Regions from separate parts of the Homo sapiens genome. Here region 2 is linked to region 1. Evidence: chromatin loops called from intact Hi-C (ENCODE). Cell type or tissue: Caco-2. All regions are shown on one strand. Links, peaks and the distances in the headings refer to the core of each region. The heading gives the core; the rest is flanking DNA. Region 1 overlaps NIPBL (NIPBL cohesin loading factor). Region 2 has its middle 160 kb from the start of CPLANE1-AS1.

The links. A loop is a pair of places that touch in the nucleus more often than their neighbours do. Peaks named below come from ENCODE experiments on the same cell type or tissue, not always from the same donor. Only the 100,000 strongest peaks of a DNase experiment are listed, where the experiment ranks them.
Region 2: it touches region 1 in a loop (13-fold over the local background); 1 of 110 quality-filtered maps calls a loop at or near these places.

Annotation. Positions count from the first base shown.
Region 1 is chr5:36,999,580-37,004,967 of GRCh38, reverse strand. It overlaps NIPBL (NIPBL cohesin loading factor), which reads right to left. Exons shown (of 47, transcript NM_133433.4): 12 at 4,398-4,595; 13 at 4,080-4,151; 14 at 3,890-3,979; 15 at 2,203-2,306; 16 at 1,621-1,707. Among named protein-coding and RNA genes, the nearest start is that of NIPBL, 130 kb to the right of the region's middle. In Caco-2, for the core only: no CTCF peak of the experiment used is centred there; a DNase peak (open chromatin) is centred at 2,627.
Region 2 is chr5:37,087,483-37,092,870 of GRCh38, reverse strand. It overlaps a transcript of CPLANE1 not described here. Among named protein-coding and RNA genes, the nearest start is that of CPLANE1-AS1, 160 kb to the left of the region's middle. In Caco-2, for the core only: no CTCF peak of the experiment used is centred there; DNase peaks (open chromatin) are centred at 1,910, 2,150 and 2,550.

The sequences.
Region 1 (5,388 bases), core at 165-5,164:
ATTCCATGTAGATCCCCTAGCAATCCTGTGGCTTTTGTAAACACCAAGAGCATTTCCCTCATAAGATAAAATAAAATCTAGTGCTTGTATATTAAATATATATACTACATACGTATACATGAGAAGTATATATATCAAAAGTGTTCAAAATGGTCATTGCTGGATTAGAATATAGCTTTTTTGGTGCTTTCTGTGTTTTGGAAATTTTCTACAATAAATATGTTACTTTTATAATCAGGCTTTTAAAAATAAAGAAAATTTGGCCAGGTGTAGTGCCTCACATCTGTGGTCCCAGAGCTTTGGGAGGACAAGGCAGGAGGATTGTTTGTTGCCAGCAGTTTGAGATCAGTCTGAGCAACAGAGTGAGCGCTTGGCTCTACAAAACATTTTAAATAATTGGCCAGGCATTGTGGTGCATGCCTGTAGTTCCAGCAGCTTGGGAGGCTGAGGTGGGAGGATCACCTGAGCCCAGTAGTTCCAGACTACAATGAGCTATGACTGTAGCACTGCACTCCAGCCCAGGGGACAGAGCAAGACCCTGGCTCTATCAGGGGAGAAAAAAAAAAAAGGGAGAGAAAGAAAATTTATCAACTCAGAACTTACTAAATGCCTATAAGCATTAGTGTTTGCATTCATTAATGTCAGAGATATCAAGATCAATTTGAATGCACATATAATTCATAGTCCACTACAATGCTAGGAAGGCAAATCCCAGGAAATTTGCTTCACTCAATTAATAAACCATTGCAAGCATGTTGCTACTGCTTTTGATATAAGCATATTAAAATATAGTAACAGCTGGAGTTAACATTTACTGAGAAGTTAAAGTGTGCCAGACACTAAGTGCTTTACATGAATTAATTCTTTAATCCTTTGAACAACCCTTTGAGGTAGGTATAAAAACGGTATATAAGGAGTAATGTATATTAATTAGTATATATTAGGAAATCATAAGGTTTCTAACTATGTTATTTCTTCAGGGAAGCTCAACAAAAAGAATTACTACCTACTATCATCTCATAACTCAAAAACAAAATTTAAACATTCATATACTTACATAAGGAAGAGCATAAACTAAAGAACTGCCCCTTAAATTGACAAACATTTTCATGTCTTTATTATTCTTACTTTATGGCAAAGCTGTGAATTGACAATGTGTAACATTAATTCTGAATTACTAAAAGTGAAGTTCTACTAGCAATGCTAATGAATGTAACTAGTAATTCATGGTAACATGCTCAAATTAACGAAATGTGAAATTTCCCCCACATGAGAGTCATTTGTGAAAAAATTCACATTAGTCCCTCCCTAATGGACAGATGATAGATTCCAAGACCTCGAGTGCATGCCATGGATACTATCAAACCCGATATACACTATGTTTTTTCCTATACATACATACCTAAGATAAAACTTAATTTATAAATTAGGCATGGGAAGAGATTAATGACAATAAAAAACAGAACAATAGACTGTAATAAAAATTATTCACCTACTTTCAGATCACAGTTGACTGTAGGTAACTGAGAAAATGGAAAATGAAACAATAGAGAAGTGGGGGACTACTATAGATCTTAATAACATTAAGGGTAAAATTAACAGTATGGATCTTAAACTTACATGATTTAACAAAGTGGAAAGCTTTGACCCATCCTGAATATTCTTCTCCAAGATATTTAAGACTTTCACAGTTTTGTCAGTTGAAAGCTAAAATAGCAATATAAATTCTTTATCAATCGTTGGTAAAAGTTATATATTATTCAAGAAACAATCTGTACAATTATTCCCTTTGAGCTATGGAGGAAATAGCATTGTCACCCTCTTAAAGAGTAAGAAAACTTTCCCACTTAGAACTTCTACTCAACGACCCTAAATGACTAAAGCAAATGTCAAAGAAAAATTTAATATATTTCTGCATTTAAATAATCTAAATATTTGAGAAAATGAAAAAAAAAAACTCTGGAAAAAATTAAAGTCCATGCCTCTTTCAATGCAGTAATATGATTCTCTTTAGAATAATCTGCAGAATACTTTTTTCTTTTGTAAAAAAACAAAAAAACTCATTTAGACTCTCAGAAGTCAACAATGAGTTTTCTTTTTACTATTTACTTTACATAAATTTTATAATTTACCCTGAAAACCTTAAATTAATTTCAAATGTTTCTATGAAGTAAATTTATAAATTTTACTTTGGTGAGATACCTTATCCATTATACCCATTGCTTTTATTTTAGCAGATTCACTGCCAAGTTCATTAAGCTGATGTTTTCCTAAGAGCAGTTCCTGAGGAATTTCATCATCATCACCTGCAAAATCAAGCCAAACAAACACAAACAAAGTTTAGGTAAATAAAATAGTTCAAAATGTCAAGCTTAACTTTCTAATAAAATTTTTAGACATGCAAACTAAACAAATAACCTAAGACGCCTCTATATATAAACCTCAAGTAAACCCTGAATGAAAAAGGACAGAAATTGAAGTCAGATTTATGACTGAAATGGGAAGATGAGATAGATATCTTATCTTTACTACTTTAGATATACTCTTGACTCTTTCTCAACCACATTCTCTGCCTCAGGAGGCTGACCTGAATGGACTACATCAAGAGTCTCCCATGCCCTCTGGCTTTTGTTTGGGTTTGGCCAGTAGGGTGCCCTGTTAGAAGATCAAAGAGGAGTGTAAGGTCAAAGTATTTATATCTCTTACTCTTTGCTTACAAGGTCTCCTCAGGCTGGCTCTGTCCCCTGACCAAAAGGTATTGCTTCTTTCAAGGCAGCCTACTCTACAACTTTTTTTCCTGCAGAATGAGTTCTGGTGACTTTTCTGTATCCTCACTCTTTTGGTTTAAGGCTGTTAACCCTGGGTTCTGGTATTATTTTGCCTCCATCTTTTTAACTGGTCTCTTTGTAAATAACTCCTCCTCATATTATCCTATTTTGAGAGTGCCCTTTGTACTTTTGGACCCTAAATGATACAGAAGACAATTTCTCAGCACAGAACTGTAAAGTTTTAAAAAAGATGAAACTGACATTCTAAATAATCAGCAAACACAATGATACTCAGGCAAGTAATTCTCACAAAACAAATACTTACTTTACCAGCTGAAGGTGGCATAAGATTGTTAAGAATAGCTCTATACATTGCAAGCAGTGTTTTTATAAACATTTTAATATTTATAGATGTAATCTTTATGTCATTGTAAAAGTAATACATGAATATAACATTAATCCTACTGTATTCTAACTGGTTTACTATTTTGTTTTCCATATTAGAATCTGTATTCCCTAAAGCCAGGTGTTTGGGTTTTAGTTATTTTTACATCTCCAGCACTTAACATACTACTGGCATACAGTAAGTATTCAATAAATATTGGTCATTAGAATAAATGAACAGAAGAATAGATGCTTATTTCTGCATATATGCTCCTATCAGTACCTTCATTATACAGGGCCTTTTCAAGCCTCCTCACCTGCATAAAGACTTTTTAAATTACTCTCACTTACTCATGATTCTTTAGATACTATCCAGACTTGATTAATATATACTTGAGTTTTGTACTAAAGTTTTTAATTTCTTGGTAACAGACTAGATTTGACTTTACAACTAGATTTCAAGTTTCTTGATAGCACAGAGTATGCCTCTGTATCCTCTAGAGTAACTGAGTTAAGCCTTAAGTATTTGTGTATTTATCATAGTTAGGGATTCAGAAAAGAGCAGTTGCTAGTCAAATAACAGACTAGAAAGTTTATCATTGTCAGCAACAAGTGATCACAACAACAACCAGTATATGATTTCAAGGTAGGACACATCACTAGAGTAACTGAGTTACTCTAGAGGATACAGTTAAGACACTTAGAGTATGTGTAAATGTATTTTAAGTTGATTTTACCAAACGCAGTAAAATCCATATCTTCCAAATTATCCAAAATATTCTCTATTGAGGCTGTGAATCTCTTAAAAGTTGAAGAGTCCATCATTTCTGCAAGAGAGAAAAATATATTCATTATTCTCACATTACAAGTAGACATGTGAAGCTGAAGAATATGAATAAAGACAAATTAAATAAACTAACGTGTTACCTTCAGGTGTTAGTTTTGGTTCATATGCTTTCCTTTTCTTCTGTTTTTCTTTTTTCTTCATTTTCCTAGCAACTAAAACGAACAAAAAGAAGTACTGAAATGCAGGACTGACAACTTAAAATAATTCCATTTTTGTTTCTAGTTTTTTTCCTGAACGTTAAAGACTTAAACGATAATCACTGCACATAGAAACTAAGTATTTTTGTCTTAATTGAAAATTAGTTATTAACTCATAAAAAGATATAAAATATTCTTCAAAGTTAAAGCCCTAAATTTAAATTGGTTTATGTAAGAAATCCGTTGACACTGATGAATTACCCTCACTAAGGCTGGGAGGAGGAGAATAATCTTCCATGTCAGAATCTGACGGACTTCGGTTTCGATAACGACCACCACCTGAACTCCTTCTTCCTTCATGAGAGTGGCCACTTCTCCTATGATCCCCAGAGCTTCTTCTGTCACGCTCTTCATATTCCCAAGCTTTATCATCATCTTTTTTATGTCGTTTCCTAGAGGCTAGAAGCAAATCCCCATGACAAATAATTTACCTCATTTAAAAAGATGATTAAAACTTGTACTTTACAAATGAATCACATGGGGAAAAAAATCTTCATTCCATAGGGTCTAGGAAATTCAGTGATTTTGTCTATCCAGAAGTTTAAGTTATGATATAGAAAAAGTATCACTAATTTTAGCACAATCTACCCAGATTTAAAGATCTTTACATGAACTCAGTGTTTACTGCTAATAAATACAGAGAGGAAGGTTCTTGAAATTAAACTACAGTGTTCACTTCAAGGACAGTTATTCAGTAAGTCAGTAAGGGTTATACCTAAACTTCAAGATTAATTGAGGCTGTAAAACAAACTATATTTAGGAATTAGATGAAAAACAGAACCACCTTAAAGCACTTAGATTACTGATGGGGAGCAGGGTTTGGAGGAAAAGTCAACTTTTGAGAAAGTGTTACAGAATATGGGTAACCATGTACATCATCAATTAATAGCTAAGTTAAACCCACAACTCAGCGATAAATTCCATAAGCCCTGGTGACCTAACATGACAAGCCTACTGAGACAGAAAAAACCTGTACAGTTGTAAATACTCACATAATGAATTCAGTTCTTCAACAAAAGTCTTGCTTAAACCCAAGAAAAGTTTCTAAGCTTATGCACGCTTCATAAGCATGATTATGTATGTTACCTTCAATCTTTTCCCCATCATTTTAGCATTCTGCTAAAATCACCCGTACTGACAGGAGCCTTTAGGCAGACCTGGCAAACAGATTTCATCTAACACATCAACTCTC
Region 2 (5,388 bases), core at 266-5,265, 88 kb before region 1:
ATTGGTTCCCATAAGGAAAACATGGATGGGTAGTGCAAATCAGTTACTAATCAGCGTAACTGATCAGTATGAATAAAGGTTATAGTATAGTTGTTACCGGAATTATGATATGTTCCATGCCAGGTGTCAAGGGAGGTGCCAAGATGTCCCAGGTGCCATAAAGTGTCTTGAGGTGGCATGGAATTTACTTGGGGTCTGGGATATTGCATCGCCCCATTGGCCCAAATCATAGGGGAATGGGACATGGCTACAAAACTGTGATTGATGCCTTGACAGAGGAGGACATTAGTAAGGCTGCCCTGCAAATGGCCATGGGGACTCCAGTCTAAGATGTTATAATTGCCTAACTGGAGGCTATGGGCTTGTCCCCTGTGACAGACCTCCCAGCTAAAGTAAAATCCAGTACTTTCCCAGTTTTGTCCTTTAGCACAGGAAGGAATGTTTGGGAAAGTGGCATTGATTGCATTACCTGGTTTGAGGCTACCTGTAGCTAAGGCTGTTAAGGCATTTTCTTTGCCATGATATGGTCATAATTGTGTTTGGGCAGATACACAGTAAGTGTTAGAACCTTTATAACTTACACACAGTGGGAAGATAGTGGAGTGATATGTAGTGTTATCTGGCACCTTAGTCCAATGTATGCCATTACTGAGGGACCCCACTGGGGGTAAATCTATCCCTCCTAGCCAAGCACTTATGTTATTATAGGCTGGGAAGGGGATGTCTGCCCAGGTGACAGGGCGAAAGAAAGGCGGGTCTAAGATAAGAGCCAGTAGAGTGTAGCAGGTACAGTTTGCAGACAAAGCAAGAGCATAAAAAGGATCAATACCCTATGTGAGTTGCAATGTACAACAGAGAGCATAGCAAGGAACAAATTATCTGAAGTAAATGGTGTCTGTGTCTGGAGCAGAATTCATTCAGCCTCCTGAGTTGTCCTCTTCAGCATCCCCCAGGTGACGTCCGGGGCTTGTGTCATCCATGGAAGCCTCATCGTCTGGGGCTGTGGATCCTGTAGGGTCAGTTCCTTCATCTCCGGTACCAGGTTGGATCCTAGCCACACCATGGTATGGTTTAATGCATCATGCTGGAATTCAAAGAGGACCTGAGGGGGTATGGACACAAGCCTACCCTCTTCCCCACATTAACAATTCATTTGGATCACACCATTCATTACTGTTTACATCTTTCCATAAAACTGCAGGCTTTATGTCTTGAGAGGTTTTAGCAAAGTGCTTTTCTACAGCTGATTGAAATTCGTCATCTAAATTTAGAAAATTAAGGGTAAATAAGGCTTGTGCCAATAGTGTTGGAGGGTTTTTACTCATACTCCCCCTCTTCTGGCTGTTTTCTGGGCATATTTTTAAGGGTGGAGTGGGCACGTTCTACTATGGCTTGTCCTTGGGGGTTATATGGGATGCCTGTGGAATGTTGGATATTCCACTTGTGACAAAATTGTTGAAATTGTGAGCTGGCATAAGCTGGACCATTTTCAGTTTTAATTTTTTAATTTTTTAATTTTTGTGGGCTGCCCCATAAATGCAAAAGTTAAAAGATGTTTAATGATATACCAAGTGGACTCTCTAGGAAGGGTGTGTGCACTAATTAGATGAGTGTTGGTATCAACGGATACATGTACATATCTAAGTTTTCCAAATTCAGGGACGTGTGTAACATCTGTTTGCCATAACTGATGAGGTTCTAATCCTCTAGGGTTAACACCTGTGGAAGGAGGCCAGGGAGCTGACAATCTGGGCATTGTGGGATAATTTGTTTAGCCAGCCTCTGAGTAAGTTGAAATTGTTTAGATAAATTTCTCCAATTTTGGTGGAAAGATTGATGCAATTGGGTGGCTTGGTCAAGCAGTGATGTCATAACTTGTAGGTCTTGTTCGTTGCCATAAGCCAATGGGCCAGGCAGAAAGCTGTGGCCTGGAATGTGTGTGATAAAAATAGGATGTGTACATTGATCTAGGAATTGCTGAAATCAAAGAAAAAGAGCACACAGGGTGGGCTCAAGAGCGGACTTAATTAAGGCTGTTTTGAGGGTTCTGCAATAAATAAACAGTGTAAGCCAAGTCATTTACAATATTTATGGGCTGAGTGGAAAAAGTTTCTAAGGCCAGTATCAGGGCCCCAGTCTCAGCTCTCTAAGTGCTAGTAAACCCAGATCGAGTGATTGAATTATGTGGTCTCTACCAGACTGCTGCTTTTCCATGTTTACCAGAACCATCAGTAAACAGTGTTAAAGCATTAGGTATGGGGGAGTGAACTATTTTTGTGGGTAAGATTACCAGGGTATGAGATAAGAAATAAAGGAGTTTATCAGCAGGAAGTATGTGCTCTATTTGTCCTGTGTAATCAGAGAAAGCTATTTGCAGATTAATAGATACTGGCAATACTGCTTTGAATTGCTTTTTACTTAAAGGAATCCTGATGACATCAGGGTCATAACCTAGTGACTGATTGCATTGTTTGTGGCCTGAATAGATGACTTTAGTAAGTAACTGACTATAGGGAGATAGTGTTTTAGTCCCGGTATGTGGCAAAAAACCCATTCTAGGAAGCATAGCCCGGGGGCCATCTGTCCTATTAACCCTGTAGGGGAGTGTTTGGTGAGAAAGATAAAACAATTGGATTGAATAACGTGGATCAATGCGATCTAGCTGCCCCTGAGAGACGGCTTGTTCTATTTCCTCAATTTCCCTTTTTGCTGCAGGGGTTAAATATCTGGGAGAATACCGGTTGCTAGTTGCTAGTCTTTAATTTAACCTTCTGAGGTCTTACTGACTGGAAAGTTAATACGTACCCAAGATATTTCCAAGGAGAGGACATTTTTACTTTTTCAGGTAAATGATTAAATCTCTTAGCTGTGTATTTCTTTACGACAGAGGAATATAAATTTAAAAGTATTGGCTCCGTTGGGGCTGCTAGTAGAATATCATCCATAAAATGAATAATCTTGCAATCAGGAAATTATTTTCTACTAGGGAGCAAGGCTTGATTTACATGATACTGACACATGGCAGGACTATTTAGCATTCCTTGAGGAAGCACTTTCCAATGAATTCGACAAGCTGGCTTTTCTTTATTGATAGCTGATATTGTAAATGAATTTTTCTCTGTCCTGTTCTGCTAGGGGAATCATATAAAAACAATCTTTTAAGTCAATAATGATTATAGGCTAATCTTGAGGAATCGCCGTGGGGGAAGGGAGCTGCTGCTGAAGTGGTCCCATAGGTTGCAAATTGGCATTAATAGCACGTAGGTCATGCAAAAGTCTTCATTTCCCAGACTTTTTGGGAATGACAAAAATGGGTGAATTCCAAGGGCTGTTAGATAATTCGACATGCCCAGCTTTCAATTACTCTTCAACTAATTCATGGGCCCTCTGTAATTTCTCTCCCTTCAGAGGCCACTGTTCTACCCAAATCGGATCTTGAGAGAGCCACATCAGGGGTAGGGGAGGAATAATAACAGTGGCCATTGTTTGAAAGGGGTCTGCAGAGTAACCCCCCATTGGGCTAATAGGTCCCATCCCCAAAGATGAACAGGGATGGCCATGATTAGAGGTTGTATAACTGCCTTTCTTCCTTCTGAATCATAGCATGTTAGGGGGCGTGTGCTCTGCTTGGCTGTGTGTGCTTCCATGATGCTGACAATTTTCTGTTTCTGACTGACCCAAAGCCAAGTTTCTGGCCAGTTTTGATCACTAATGATTGAAATGTCTGCCCCTGTGCCCAGTAAGCCAGTAAAATTCTTATTTCCAATTTCTTCATGGGTCCTTGATCAGTGATTAATTGATTCCAATATACTCCTGTGGCTCCTGTGCTCCCAAAACTTCCCTTCCCCCTTTCCTTTCCATAGAGACTGGGGACCCAGTATGATAAAATCAGTAACTGAGCTATCTTTGATCCAGGGGGAAGAATATGCAGACCTTTACAGTCCATCATAACCAATATCTCTCTGTGATAATCACTATCAATTACCACGGTGAGCACATTAATTCCTTTACTAGATAGGCTAGACCACCCTAGGACTAATCCCACTGTTCCTGGAGGCAGCAGGCCCCAGATCCCGGTTGCAACCCTTTTAGGGTCTTCTCCTTCTTTTAGCATTAATTTGTTGAGGCAGAGTAAGTCCAGTCCTGTGCTCCCTGTGGTGGCTGCTCTGAGAGAGAGGACTGTGGGCTTCCCATCTGATCGAGGAAAGCTGCTGGCATTGCCCCAGTTGCGAGCGGGGCCTGGGGCTTGCTCCTACTGAAGTTGCCTGACTGGTTTTTTATGGGGTTGGCGTTTTTATCAAATTTACACATGCACTGATTTGCCCAATGTTTCCCCTTCCTACATTGGGGACATATAGAAGAGGGTTCTTTCCCTGAATTACCTTGGTCTCTACTATGGGAGCATTCCCTCTTCATATGACCTGGATCTCCGCATAGAAAACAATTTGGGTTTCTCTCCCTTTTCACTTTAGGAGGCCTTAATGCCATAGCCAATATTTTGGCTTTGTTTGTCTCAGTTCCTACCAGCTGACACGCTCATAGAAGCTCCCCAACTGTGGCTGCCTTTCCTTTGATTGCCTGCATTGCCTGCTGCACATTAGCGTTTTCAAAAGACAGTTGCAACGATAAGATATCAGCAGCTTGGGTGTGACTAGTATGTCTCTTAATTGCCTGGGTTAACCGATTGATAAACTCAACAAATGGCTCTTGAGGCCCTTGTCAAACATTTACGAAAGATCCCTGTTGAACTCCACTTTTGGGAATTCCGTCCCAAGCCCTGAGAGCACACAAAGACACTTGAGCATAGGCCTGGGGATCAAAATCTAGTTGTTGTACATTGGCATGAGGACCCCTCCCTTGGAGCATATCAGCTGTTATGTCTTGGCCGGCCACCTGATTCTGGTTGGCTTGTTCGTACAACTCATTGTATTCTGCCTTCCAGAGGAGGTATTGGCTAGGCTACAAAGTTGTTTTAGCTAGCATTGACTAGTCCCATGGGGTCATATGCAAGTGGCCTGCCAAGGCCTTAATCATTCCTTTCGTAAATGGGCTAGCGGCTCCATTTTCTTTAACGCTTTTTCTTGGCTCTTTATAAGGTTAAAAGAAACAAGTTGTGGCCAGGTGCGGTGGCTCATGCCTGTAATCCCAGCACTTTTGGAGGCTGAGGCGGGTGGATCACGAGGTCAGGAGATTGAGACCATCCTGGCTAACATGGTGAAACCCCATCTCTACTAAAAATACAAAAAATTAGCCGGGCGTGGTGGTGGGCGCCTGTAGTCCCAGCTACGCGGGAGGCTGAGGCAGGAGAATGGTTTGAACCCAGGAGGCGGAGCTTGCAGTGAGCCGAGATCGCGCCACTGCACTCCAGTCTGGGCAACAGAGTGAAAC